Regions from separate parts of the Homo sapiens genome. Here region 1 is linked to region 2. The links are chromatin contacts, found by Hi-C or POLR2A ChIA-PET in ENCODE. All regions are on one chromosome and are shown on one strand. The core of a region is the stretch at or near the end of the contact, and the rest is flanking DNA. Distances in the headings are between cores, read along the strand shown.

Region 1 (6,147 bases), core at 3,213-5,712, 34 kb after region 2:
TACAGTTCACTGGTAAAATTAACTAGATTGGGCTTCTTTCTAGAATGAGTTGCATGGATGTTTTTAGGCTTGAGGTGAGAAATCGAAATAGAGAAATTCAGATGGGTGGAATTACCTAACACTATCAAAAATCCTAGCTCCCACGCTGTTAATCCGGGTGACAGTCATAGGCTTTAGTGTCACCAGCTTCAAAATAGCTCGGGTCAGCGTTGCCTGGGAGCTGCTGATTCAGGGCTGCCTGCGCAACTGTCGAGGTCTCCAGGAGCTCTGTTGTGCAGAGGTATTCCAAACCCTCGGAACTGTCCTTGGCTGAACTGCCTACTCCCCCAGGCCTTCTGAGCTCTATTTGAAGAGCTTGCAATTTAAAGAAGTGAAGAACCAGCAAATACATAGGGGTGAAAATGAAAAACATTTTCTCCAGGGTTAAGCTAAGTCCTGGGGTTAAGACTTGTTAGTGGAGCCCACCTGCTATCCTTTTAAATAGATAAAAGACTTTTCAGTCTCTTACCGTGAAAAACTACATCCACTCCCCCGCCCCTGCCACTCTCCCACACCCTGCTTCCCCCACCCCCAAAACCCTATAATTAAAAAGGCTCTTTTCAGACTGGAACACAATTCAAGCACAATCATTATGAAAACCCTGCCCTGTTTCAGTGGTTACTGACAACTCCCTTTGTGTAAATCTCATTAAATCAAACCAGGGACTCTTATGTTTTTGTGTGTGACAATTTCTAGGAAGAGAAAGCTATGTGGATTTAAGAAATAATGTTGCAAATCTTAGGTATGAGACTTCTTTGGATTAGAAAGTAATATTATTTATCTCTCTGAAGCCACTAACAAATCAACCATTAAAAATGGGTTATTGTCACCCAGCATCCTTTCTCTACCCTGGTCGTGTTCTCTATGTTTAATAGGAAGGGGAAACAGAGTGCTTTCCTTGATGGGCTATTTTATTTTCAGGCCTTTAAGAAGACAAATGAATGTACTAAAAATATTGCCTTAGAAAGTATTTTCAATTCATTTTCATGCTATACATGTTTGGTACTTACGAGCTATTTGCTTCTATTTGATAAGAAAAATGATTCTTCTTCAAAACATACACAACAATGGGTTTTCTTTACACCCTGAAAAGCTTGAAAAGTAAAATGATTCTTATATCAAATTAAAGACAACAGTGAGATTCCCCTGAACCTTACAGAATAGCCTACAACATAGACTACTTACACATTTTTTCTGGGCATTGAAGTTGTGGTAGCTGTTAATTATCTTTTCTTTTCCTTTTAATATTGTTATTTCTTTTTTCTTTTTTCTCTTTTCTTTTTTTTTGAGACAGAGTCTTGCTCTGCAACCTCTGCATCCCAGGTTCAAGCGATTCTCCTGCCTCAGCCTCTCGAGTAGCTGGGATTACAGGTGTGTGCCAACACACCCGGATAATTTTTGTATTTTTAGTAAAGACAGGGTTTCGCCATGTTGGCCAGGCTGGTCTCGAACTCCTGACCTCAAATGATCTGCCCACCTCAGCCTCTCAAAGTGCTGGGATTACAGGAGTGAGCTACTGTGCCTGGGCAAATTTTGTTATTTCTATTCCCATTCCAGAATTTGCAAAGTTCTTAACTGTAAAAAGGTTCCTCTTCTTTTGTATCTTTTTCCATCAGTGGATATAAATGGCTTTGACACTTCCTTACCATCAAATGTCTAAATAGACTCCACTGGGCGTAACTGGGTACTACCAAAAAAGGGCACTTGTATGACCCCGTGTTCTGGTTTCTTGAGCTTATAAATGCATGTGCCTTTCTTTGTTTTCTTTGGCTTTTTCTTGCCACTGTGCTAAGTCCTAGTGACTGGAACAAGCTCCTAGAGGGGTTCATTTAAAGGATTAATGTCTGCTTACTCACACGTCTTATGGGGATCTTCCTCATACCTTGCCTCACCCAAATGCATGCTGATTTTCTAACTTTCCACATGGTTCTGCCGTCAATAACAAATCTTCAAGTTAAAAAAGAGGGGTACAACCAGGATGAGAAGAGGTGCATAGCTAGAATGGAGCATCTGAATGCCACACAGCCCAGAGGTGCTCCCCTCTCCACATCTCCAGGCTTCTCCTGGTGCCTGCTCTCCAACCCCCCATGTTCTCCCAGGGCTTCTGCCTTGTACTTCTATTTGCGTGGATTTCATTCCGCTATTGATTTTTTTTTTTTTTTTTGAGGCAGAGTCTCGCTCTGTCGCCCAGACTGGACTACAATGGTGTGATCGCTGCTCTCTGCAACCACTGCCTCTGGGGTTCAAGCGATTCTCCTGCTTCAGCCTCCCAAGTAGCTGGGACTACAGGCATGTGCCACCATGCCCAGCTAATTTTTGTATTTTCAGTAGAGACAGGGGTTTCACCATGTTGGCCAGGCTGGTCTTGAACTGCTGACCTCAAGTGATCTGCTCATCTCAGCCTCGCAAAGTGTTGGGATTACAGGCGTGAGCCACCGCGCCTGGCCTTATTCCACATATTGTTGCAGAGCGTATCTCCCTTGTCTTTATCCTGCACCAGACTATAAGGTGTCATCCTTCTGGGTGCTCCCCCGGCCCCAGCACACTGCTCTGGCCACAATGCCCATGCGATGAAGAGAATCTTTTAGTATCAAGGAAGTATTGATGCCGGAGAATCTGCAGCTGTTGAGCCATGGTCAGATACACTTTGCAGAAAAAAAAAAATCACCTTCTGGTAGAATAATCTTCCAAGAGAGATAAATACATCAAGCATTAGATCAGAACCAGAAATATCTTTACCCTGAATGAGATCTTGAAGACCTAGGAAAACCTTAGGAGGCTTAGGAGTGGAGAAAAAAAGAGTCTCAGACAAAGGGAGGAGGAAGGAGAGGGCAAAAGGGTGCAGGATTACAGGGCCACACCCTCGTGAGATTGCGTAGTGATTAGCCCAGTGATGATGAATATTTATGCAGACAATACTGATTATTTTACAAGGATTCATTTGAATAATCATGAATATGTTTCCATGCATTTGCACCTAATGGGATGGTTTGCAGTCTTTAATGAGGCATTGGCGCGTGTTTGAAGAGCAAGGGAGGGCAGAGAGATGGGAAAGAACAATGCAGGTCACAACGTTCATGCAGCATTTTCTTACTGTACTGACCTCTTGTCCCTGAAGTCCTGTCTGTAAAGAACGAGGTGGGAAATGTCTAAAGCATGCCTCGGGGTGCCTATCCGTGCATAGGCTAAAATGCTTTGCTGTTTCTTCTAAGCCTACTCTGCTCTTGAAGAGAGGGAAAACCTTGACGCTTTCTTTGACCTCTCAGGCCCTCCAGTTTCAGGAATTTTGCAAGGTCACATGGCTATACAATGGCAAAACCTTTTCCGCTGGGCGCGGTGGCTCAGGCCTGTAATCCCAGCACTTTGGGAGGCCGAAGCAGGCGGATCACGAGGTGAGGAGATCGAGACCATCCTGGCTAACAGTGAAACTCCGTCTCTACTAAAAATACAAAAAAAAATTAGCTGGGCGTGGTGGCAGGCGCCTGTAGTCCCAGCTACTCGGGAGGCTGAGGCAGGAGAATGGCGTGAACCCGGGAGGCGGAGCTTTCAGTGAGCCGAGATCGCACCACTGCACTCCAGCCTGGGCGACAGAGCAAGATTCCGTCTCAAAAAACAAACAAACAAACAAAACTTTTTCCAAGGTCACATGGCTATACATTGGCAGATCCATGCCTTCAGATCCCTGTCTCTTCCAAGCACCTGGGGTGAAGTGCCACCTTTGCCAGGGTCAGTGCTGGGTTGCGGGATTGTCCTACCCTAATTACTAATGGGCTGCTCCTTTCACTGGCAAAATTGTAACAGGGTTTTAAGTAATCTGTTTTGTTCAATGGTTTGAGGAGAGCAACCGTTTGTTTCTTTTCCCTTCAGTCCCTTGCAAGATGTTAGTTTTTAAGGGAGAACTGGCAGGACGGCAGGGTTGGGGGAGCAGGAAAGGCCTGGAGGGACAGGAGCATCTCTGTGACTTGCGGAGTAGCTCAGCGGGCGGGAGGAGCTGGGGCCGCAGGAGGACTCCCGAAGTGGATTAGTTTCAACCTTCACATACTGAGATGACTTGCATCGCAAGGAAGGCGGACCTGAAATCAGCCCGCAAAAGGCAGGGGCCTACACCGCAAGGCCCATTTAGTTAATTTCTACCAAGAGTCCCAAGCATGCTCGTATGGGCGGGACAGGCAAGGGGTGGCCAGCTGATCCCGCACCTGGAGCTGGGCCATTCCAGCTCTTCCCTTTCCGGTCTGCAATTTGACCTTGGACGTGCCTTCTAGCTCTGCAAGCTTCCCCAGTTGGAGACTGGGCTGTGTGAGGCCGAAATGCAACTTAGGCTGTAGGCAAGTGCCTAGCCGGGGTGCAGACAAACACAAGGGAGCTATTATTAGGCAGTTTCTGTCGGCGGAAGCGGAATTGCAATCGGGTCGCCAGCTCCGCGGGAGAGGGAGCGGGGGCGGTAGGCGGCGGTTCAGCTGGCGGCTGCGTCCTTCCCCACGCGGGGATACACCTGCCACATCAGCTGGCACCTCCCGCGGGGAAAGGTTCTGGGTTCCTCACGGTCAAAGCAGGATTCCGACTGTAGTGTATTTTCCCAGGTTCTAAACTCACCGACCCCCCCTTGTGATTGACACATTCTTTCTTTAGATATGCTAATACCTTCAATTAGATTACTGTCTAGGCTTGCCTTGGCCGGCAGGCTTTGTCTCCTAAGGGGACTTTGCCCATCTCAGGCCTTTTACATTAGATTTTTTAATAGTTCACCTCTAAGGAGGCACATAACCTTAATTCTTCAGTGGTATCTTAATCCGGATATTCCCAACCCCGACCTCGGTGCATCCATTCGCGTGTTCATTCAACAAAGGCTTCCTACTGTGACCTTAGGCTTTTTTTTTTTTTTTTTTTTTTTGAGACGGAGTATCAGTCTGTCACCCAGGCTGGAGGGCAACCTCCGCCTCCTGGATTCAAGCAATTCTGTCTCAGCCTCCTGAGTAGCTGGAACTTCAGACACACGCCACCACGCCTGGCTAATTTTGTATTTTTGGTAGAGACAGGGTTTCACCATGATGGCCAGGCTGGTCTCAAACTCCTAACCCTGGGTGATCCACCCGCCTTGGCCTCCCAAAGTGATGGGATTACAGTTGTGAGCCACCGCGCCTGGCCCAGCTAATTTTTTTACACAGAAGAACCTCCATCTAATTTTCCGAATCTATGAACTGGGTTTTTCGGTGTCTCGTTATGAAGATGAAATAAAGTAATCCTTGAAGAAGGATTAAATGAGAAAAGCTTGAGTACCATAGTGTATGGTGTCTAGCAGGCACTCGATAAATGTGTTCAGTGGGTGAATGAATAAACTTTACCTGTGATTCCTGTCACTCCTGCAGGGTGCCTCCGGCACTGTGCTACTCTTTGGGGAAGTAATGGTGAACCAGACACAGGAGGTCCTGCCCTCAGGGAGCCTGTAATCTACTCTGTGAGGGATAGAGACAAATAAAGCAATCCCAGGGCTGGGGGATAAATGCCAACAACTTGCGAAATTCTGAGCTGACTGGAGCTCCCATCAGGAGGACCTAACCAGTGTAGAGGTCTCCACAGCTCCCAGGAGGAAGTGGGCTCTAAGCTATAACGCAAATGGTGAGTAAGAGTTAGCCAGGCAGAGGGGGAGGATCTGAGTGATAGTTAAGGGACCGCCCTGATGCAAAGGCCTCCAGGCAAGAAAGTCTTTCTTCCAACCAAAGAGACACTGAGGAACTATAGGAATGTTGCTTGCCAGGGGATTTGGGCCAAAGAGGCTGGGGAGGTAAGCCAGGGCTGGACTTTGGAGGGCTGAGTAAATCCTAAAGTCTTAGGATTTTATCCTAAGAGCTATGGAGTGTTTAGGAGATAGGGGTCCACAGGCTCAATAAAAATTGGAATATGGGGCCAGGCATGGTGGCTCACACCTGTAATCCTAGCACTTTGGGAGGCTGAGGCGGGCGGATCACCTGAGGTCAAGAGTTCAAGACCAGCCTGGCCAACATGTTGAAATCCCGTCTCTACTAAAAATACATAAAATTCGCTGGGCGTGGTGGCGGGCGCCTGTAATCCCAGCTATTCAGGAGGCTGAGGCAGGAGAATCACTTGAAC
Region 2 (6,124 bases), core at 2,045-4,544:
AGCCCAGGGGTTTGAGTTCAGCCTGGGCAACATAGTGAGACCTGCATCTCTAGAAACAAATAAAACAGGTGGGGCGTGGTGGCTAGCTCCTGTAATCCCAGCACTTTGGGAGGCCGAGGCAGGTGGATCACTTGAGGTCAGGAGTTTGAGACCAGCCTGGTCAACATGGTGAAATCCCGCCTGTATTTTTTTTAATATAAAAAACATATTCAATTAAAAAAAACAAAAACAAAACAAATCCCAGTGTGATTATTTGGATGTACTGTTTCTTGAGCTAGATTGCTTAATTCTCTTTTTTTTTCTTTTTTTTTGAGACAGTCTCACTCTGTCACCCAGGCTGGCGTGTAATGGCATGATCTCAGCTCACTGCAACCTCCGCCTTCTGGGTTCAAGCGATTCTCCTGCCTCAGCCTCCTGAGTAGCTGGAATTACAGGTGCCTGCCATCATGCCCAACTAATTTTTGTATTTTTAGTAGAGATGGGGTTCCACCAGGTTGGTGAGGCTGGTCTTGAACTCCTGACCTCGTGATCCACCCGCCTCGGCCTCCCAAAGTGCTGGGATTACAGGCGTGAGTCATGGCGCCCGGCACTTAGTTCTGTTTATTATTATTATACCCTTGTCTCAACACCCATTGCTGGGCTCATTAAAACCCACGGGTCATCCTAAGACCACTTTTCAAAATTTCTTGACCAGTTCTTTCTCAAAACCCCCTAGCAAGAAGCTAAAATAGACTTTCTGGTCTTCCCTTGTTTCCTTACCATTCCCTGAAAATCCAGCGACAGAGGCCAGTAGCAAAAATGAGGAAAAGTCAGGATGCAAGCAGAGAACTCATGTGGGATTTTAAATTAATTGAGAGTTATTTATATCAGTTTTTATTCCAGAGATTTCCTGGTGTCTTGTTAGCCGAAGATGATGAGTATGCAGTTTGACAATTTTTTTTTTAATGAGCCTGTTTTTTTTCTTTTTTTCTTTTTTAAAGATAGGAGTCTCATTATGTTGCCCAAGGTGGCTTCGAACTCCTGTGCTCAAAGGATCCTCCTGCCTCATCTTGCTAAGTAGCTGGGAAAATGGGCCTATTTTGAAAACAGTTAATTGTACTAATGAAGCTTGATAACCTTATAATAGATTTTCTTTTGAAGTTCTTCTGCCAAAACATGGTGAAATAATAGGCACATTTCTCTGTTAGTCATATTTATAATCCGGGATTCTTTCTGAGCAAATGTCACTCTCCATTCAGGCTGCTGTGGAATATCATCTATCTTTGCAAATATTTACTTTCACACCTCCCATTTCAAGTGAGTTTTCTAACAATTTAAGCCCTTGTCCACCCTTCTTTGGATGATCCACCACACCTGGCCCCACTGCAGATTTCATAATTTTATTTTATATATTTATATATTTATTTATTTATTTATTTTTGAGACAGAGTCTCGCTCTGTTGCCCAGGCTTGAGTGCAGTGGCGGGGTCTTGGCTCACCGCCAGCTCTGCCTCCCAGGTTCACGGCATTCTCCTGCCTCAGCCTCCCGGGTAGCTGGGACTACAGGCGCCCGCCACCACGCCTGGCTATTTTTTTGTATTTTTAGTAGAGACAGGGTTTCGCCATGTTAGCCAGGATGGTTTCGATCTCCTGACCTCGTGATCCATCCGCCTCGGCCTCCCAAAGTGCTGGGATTACAGGCGTGAGCCACCACGCCCGGCTATTTATTTATTTTTTTTCAGAGACAGTCTCGCTCTGTCGCCTAGGCTGGAGTGCAGTGGTGTGATCTCGGCTCATTGCAACCTCCACCTTCCAGGTTCAAGCAATTCTCCTGCCTCAGCCTCCCGCAAAGCTAGGATTACAGGCGCATGCCACCATGCCTGGCTAATTTTTTTGTTTTGTTTTGTTTTGACACAGAGTCTCGCTCTATCGCCCGGGCTGGAGTGCAGTGGCACGATCTCAGCTCACAGCAACCTCTGCCTTCTGGGCTCAAGGGATTCTCCTACCTCAGCCTCCCAAATAGCTGGGATTACAGGTATGCACCACCATCCCTGGCTAATTTTTCTATTTTTAGTAGAGATGGGATTTCACCACGTTGGCCAGGCTTGTCTTGAACTCCTGTCCTCAGGTGATCCACCCACCTCGGCCTCCCAGAGTTCTGGGATTACAGGTGTGAGCCACTACGCCCGGTCAGCATCAGTATTCTTGCGCTATGGGGCCATCATGAAGTGAAATAAGAATGACTTGAACCCAAGCACTGCAATACAGAGACAGCCGATGTGGTAACTGAGAGGGCTCCGATGTGACTCATGAGTGGGGACATCTATGGCATGGAGATGCTGGACAAAGGGAGGAATCCCACCGCAGGTGCAAGGCTTCATCACACTACTCAGAATGGCAGGTGCAACTTAAAGCTTATGAATTGCTTATTTCTGGAATTTTCCATTTAATATTTTTGGACCTTAGTTAACGGAAGGTAACTGAAACCATGGAAAGTGAAATCATGGTTAAGTGGGGCTATGATAAATTGTGACCACCAAAAACAACAGAATTCATAACTGGCACGATGCAGCTATTTCTCCACTAAGGGCCCTGAGTGTTCTTTGAGTGTAAAATTTGTGTTTCTATTTTGGTGGTTATCTAAAAAAAAGCTAGCATCTGTGTGTTGCAGATCATCTGGCTGATTACCGCACAGCTCGAATTCTGCTTCATGATGCCTGCATTCACATTTTGTCTTGGATTCCAGATGTACTGGCACTACTGAGATGCTGAAAGCTCGGGATCCCCTATAACTGTCTTCTTCATCACCAACCCAAGAGTACAGCTGCAGAATTGCAAAGCCAGTTCTTCAGTGTAACATGCATATTTGATGATCGGTGTCCACCAAATTACAGGCTTTTATCTTTTTAATCTTTGGGAGTGAGAGTAGTTGACTTTTAATTTATGAATTTGTATTAAAAGCAAAAATGTCTGGAGAAAAGCGGTAAACTGGAAATTATGATTGGTGTAATTTACAATAGAAATAGGCAATTTCGAATAAAGAGCAGAAAACCATACCTAATTTATGCATGAGGACAGAATGCATGCTGAAATTAAGACAAGATTGACACTGAAAGACTAGGCAGAAAAAAAAAACAGAACAGAAAAAGAAGAGAAGAGTGGTGGAAATGTCAACAGATTCCTAGTGGAAATATTTGCTCACAGCCATCAAGCTGTACAAGTTTGAAAAAGTAAGATCAACAAAATATATTACAAGGATCTTTCTGAACTGGCTCTCAACCTTTTCTTTTTCCCTCATCCCATTCTATTTATACACATCACAGTCCCAAGAATAACACAAGAAATTCTCCAAGTTTCCAAGAAGGGAAGATGGAGTGGAGGGCGCCCACCCTATCTCCAGTGGACATCCCCTGGGCTACTCCTCTCCTGATGAGAAAATGCTCACTTCAGCCAAGTGCAGAATGGTCCCCTTTGTTTTCGTGGGTATCAGTGGAGAATGAGATCCTTCATGTAAGTAAAATTTCACTGTCACTCATTAGGATGGCTAATATCCAAATAAACAGAACAGAAAATAACAACTGGTGAGGATGTTGGGAAATTGGAATCCTTGTACATTGCTGGTGGGAATGTAAAATGGCGCCATTGTTGTAGAAAACAGTAATGACGTTCCTCAAAAACTTAACCCTAAAATTACCATATGATCTAGCAATTATGCTTCAGAGTATGTTCCCAAAAGAAATGAAAGCAGGCACTGATATGGCATGGCTCTGGGTCCCCACCCAAATCTCACCTTGAATTGTAATCCCCACAAGTCCAGGGAGGGACCTGGTAGGAGGTGATTGGATCATGGAACTGGTTTCCCCCATGTTGCTCTCATGACAGTAAGTTCTCACAAGATTCGATGGTATTATAAGGGGCTTTCCCTTCACTCACACTCTCTCCTGCCGCCTTGTGAAGAAGGTGCCTGCTTCCCCTTTGCCTTCCACTATGACCATAAGTTTCCTGAGGCTTCCCCAGCCATGGGGAACTGCGAGTCAATTAAGCCTCTTTTGTTTATAGATTGCCCAGTCTCAGGTAATATATCAGGCAGTATCTTTATAGCAGTGTGAAAACGGACTAATACAGGGACTCAAACAGATACTTGTACTTCCACATTTCTAACAACTAAACTGTGGAAGCAACTTAAGTGTCCACTGATAGACGAATGGAGAAACACAATGTGGAACATACATACAATGGAATAGAGTTCAGCCTTAAAAGAGAAGGTCATTCTTTTTTTTTCTTTCTTTCTTTTTTTTTTTTTTTTTTTGAGACAGGGTCTCGCTCTGTCATCCAGGCTGGAGTGCAGTGGCGTGATCTCGGCTCACTGCAACCTCTGCCTCCCAGGCTCAAGTGGTCCTCCCACCTCAGCCTCCCGAGTAGCTAGGACTATAGGTGTGCACCACTATGCCTAGCTGATTTTTGTATGTTTTTAGTAGAGACAGGGTTTCACAATGTTGCCCAGGCTAATTTTGAACTCCAGAACTCAAGCACTCTGACCACCTCAGCCTCCTGAAGTGCTGGGATTACAGGCATGAGCCACCGCGACTGGCCTAAATTGTCTAGCTTTTAATCTGCCTCATTGCATCTGACAGCTACAAACTACAACCCTTCCCTGTTCCTGAATTTTCTTCCAAAACACATCTGTAATGCCACTGCCATGCCTGCGAAGCACTGATGACTCTTCATCAGAATAGGCAGAAATTCACCTCCCAATCCGACCCCAATCTACCTCCAATTTACCTCATCTCCTGCACCCCCATCCCTAACCCCATGCATGATAATCATAGTCTTTTTTTTTTTTTTTTGAAACAGAGTTTCGCTCTTGTTGCCCAGGCTGGAGTGCAATGGCGCAATCTCTGCTCACTGCAACCTCTGCCTCCCGGATTCAAAGGATTCTTCTGTCTCAGCCTCCCAAGTAGCTGGGATTACAGGCGCATTCCACCATGCTGGCTATTTTTTTGTGTGTTTTTAGTAGAGACAGGATTTCATCATATTGGTCGGGCTGGTCTCGAACTTCTGACCTTGTGATCGCCTTGGTCTCCCAAAGTACTGGGATTACAGGCGTGAGCCACTGCGCCCAGCCTTTTTTTCATGACTTTAATACTCTAAGGAATGGCACAGCTCCAAATCCTCACAAATATACCTCATTCTTTGTAGTATATGTTTCTCTGCCTTATGAAACTGTACGCTCCTCAAGTCCAAATTAATTCCAACGTCACCTTGATTGGTCCCACACTGACCTCTAGCCTAAATTAATCACTGTCTCCTCAGGAGATTCAGCATATTTGTTTCTACGTTGGATGACCTTTGCATAAGGAACCAACCGGCTGTTTGCTCAGAAGGAGGCTGTGGCAGCATAGGCACTTACACTGTCATATTCAACACACTGAATTCTAGATACCTGCCTGGCTGTCTCTTCTGCTGCAGGATCAAGTCTTATTTAGTTTTCTGTCCCAGTGTCTAACACAGTGCCTTGAATGGGGAGACACTCAGCCATCATTTACTAAATTGAAATGAATTGTGAGAATGCATTGCAGATGCACCTGAATTGGGAGTTACCAAAAAGAGAGAAAAGAGGAAATTGTACTGGAGTCAAAGATAAATTTAATCTAATTCATATTTATGATCACAGAGATCATGTCAGCATATGAAACTCTAGTGCATGAATTAGGGCAGCAGACCCCAACCTTTCTGGGACCAGGGACCGGTTTCATGGTTTCATGGAAGACAATTTTTCCACGGACCAGGGGTGGGGAAGATGAAACTGTTCCACCTCACATGATCAGGCATTAGATTCCCATACAGAGCACGCAACCTAGATCCCTCACATGCGCAGTTCACGATAGGATTCCTGCTCCTATGAGAATCTAATGCTGCCGCTGATCTGACAGGAGGCGGAGCTCAGGCAATAATGGCTCACCAGCCGCTCACCTCCTGCTGTGCTGCCGGTTCCTAACAGGCCACAGACCGGTACCTTCACAGAAGAAACAACCTGGGCCCCTTGCCTATTGTTAGTGTGTCCCTTCCCACAGTCACACCCTCTTGTACCTGTCCCTGGGAGGAAAACACAAGGTATCAGTAAGTTTGAAATTCCCCGGCCGGG

The links. Hi-C counts contacts between places; a loop is a spot of excess contacts on that map. ChIA-PET counts read pairs that join two places held with the same protein, here RNA polymerase II (POLR2A). Pooled maps may share reads with other maps.
Region 1: a loop to region 2 is called in a map of B cell, with 2.3 times the contacts of the local background. The contact joins the enhancer-like site here to the promoter of LINC01926 in region 2. A Hi-C loop is called at or near these places in 4 of 168 maps with a recorded cell type or tissue (B cell, heart left ventricle, left cardiac atrium and 1 more) and 3 of 50 pooled maps. POLR2A ChIA-PET finds 5 or more read pairs at or near these places in 10 of 52 experiments (B cell, BJ, GM12878 and 5 more).

The regions. Positions count from the first base shown.
Region 1 is chr18:58,843,234-58,849,380 of GRCh38, forward strand. No RefSeq gene overlaps it. Among named protein-coding and RNA genes, the nearest start is that of ZNF532, 19 kb to the right of the region's middle. RefSeq lists enhancers at 2,574-3,386, 3,387-4,199, 4,200-5,012. Within about 2 kb of position 4,463, at least 12 of the 41 ENCODE cell types and tissues checked have a DNase peak (open chromatin) inside an H3K27ac peak, as active enhancers do; they include psoas muscle, where a contact is called at or near this core.
Region 2 is chr18:58,810,586-58,816,709 of GRCh38, forward strand. It overlaps LINC01926 (long intergenic non-protein coding RNA 1926), which reads left to right and starts at 3,295. Exons shown (of 3, transcript NR_146904.1): 1 at 3,295-3,489.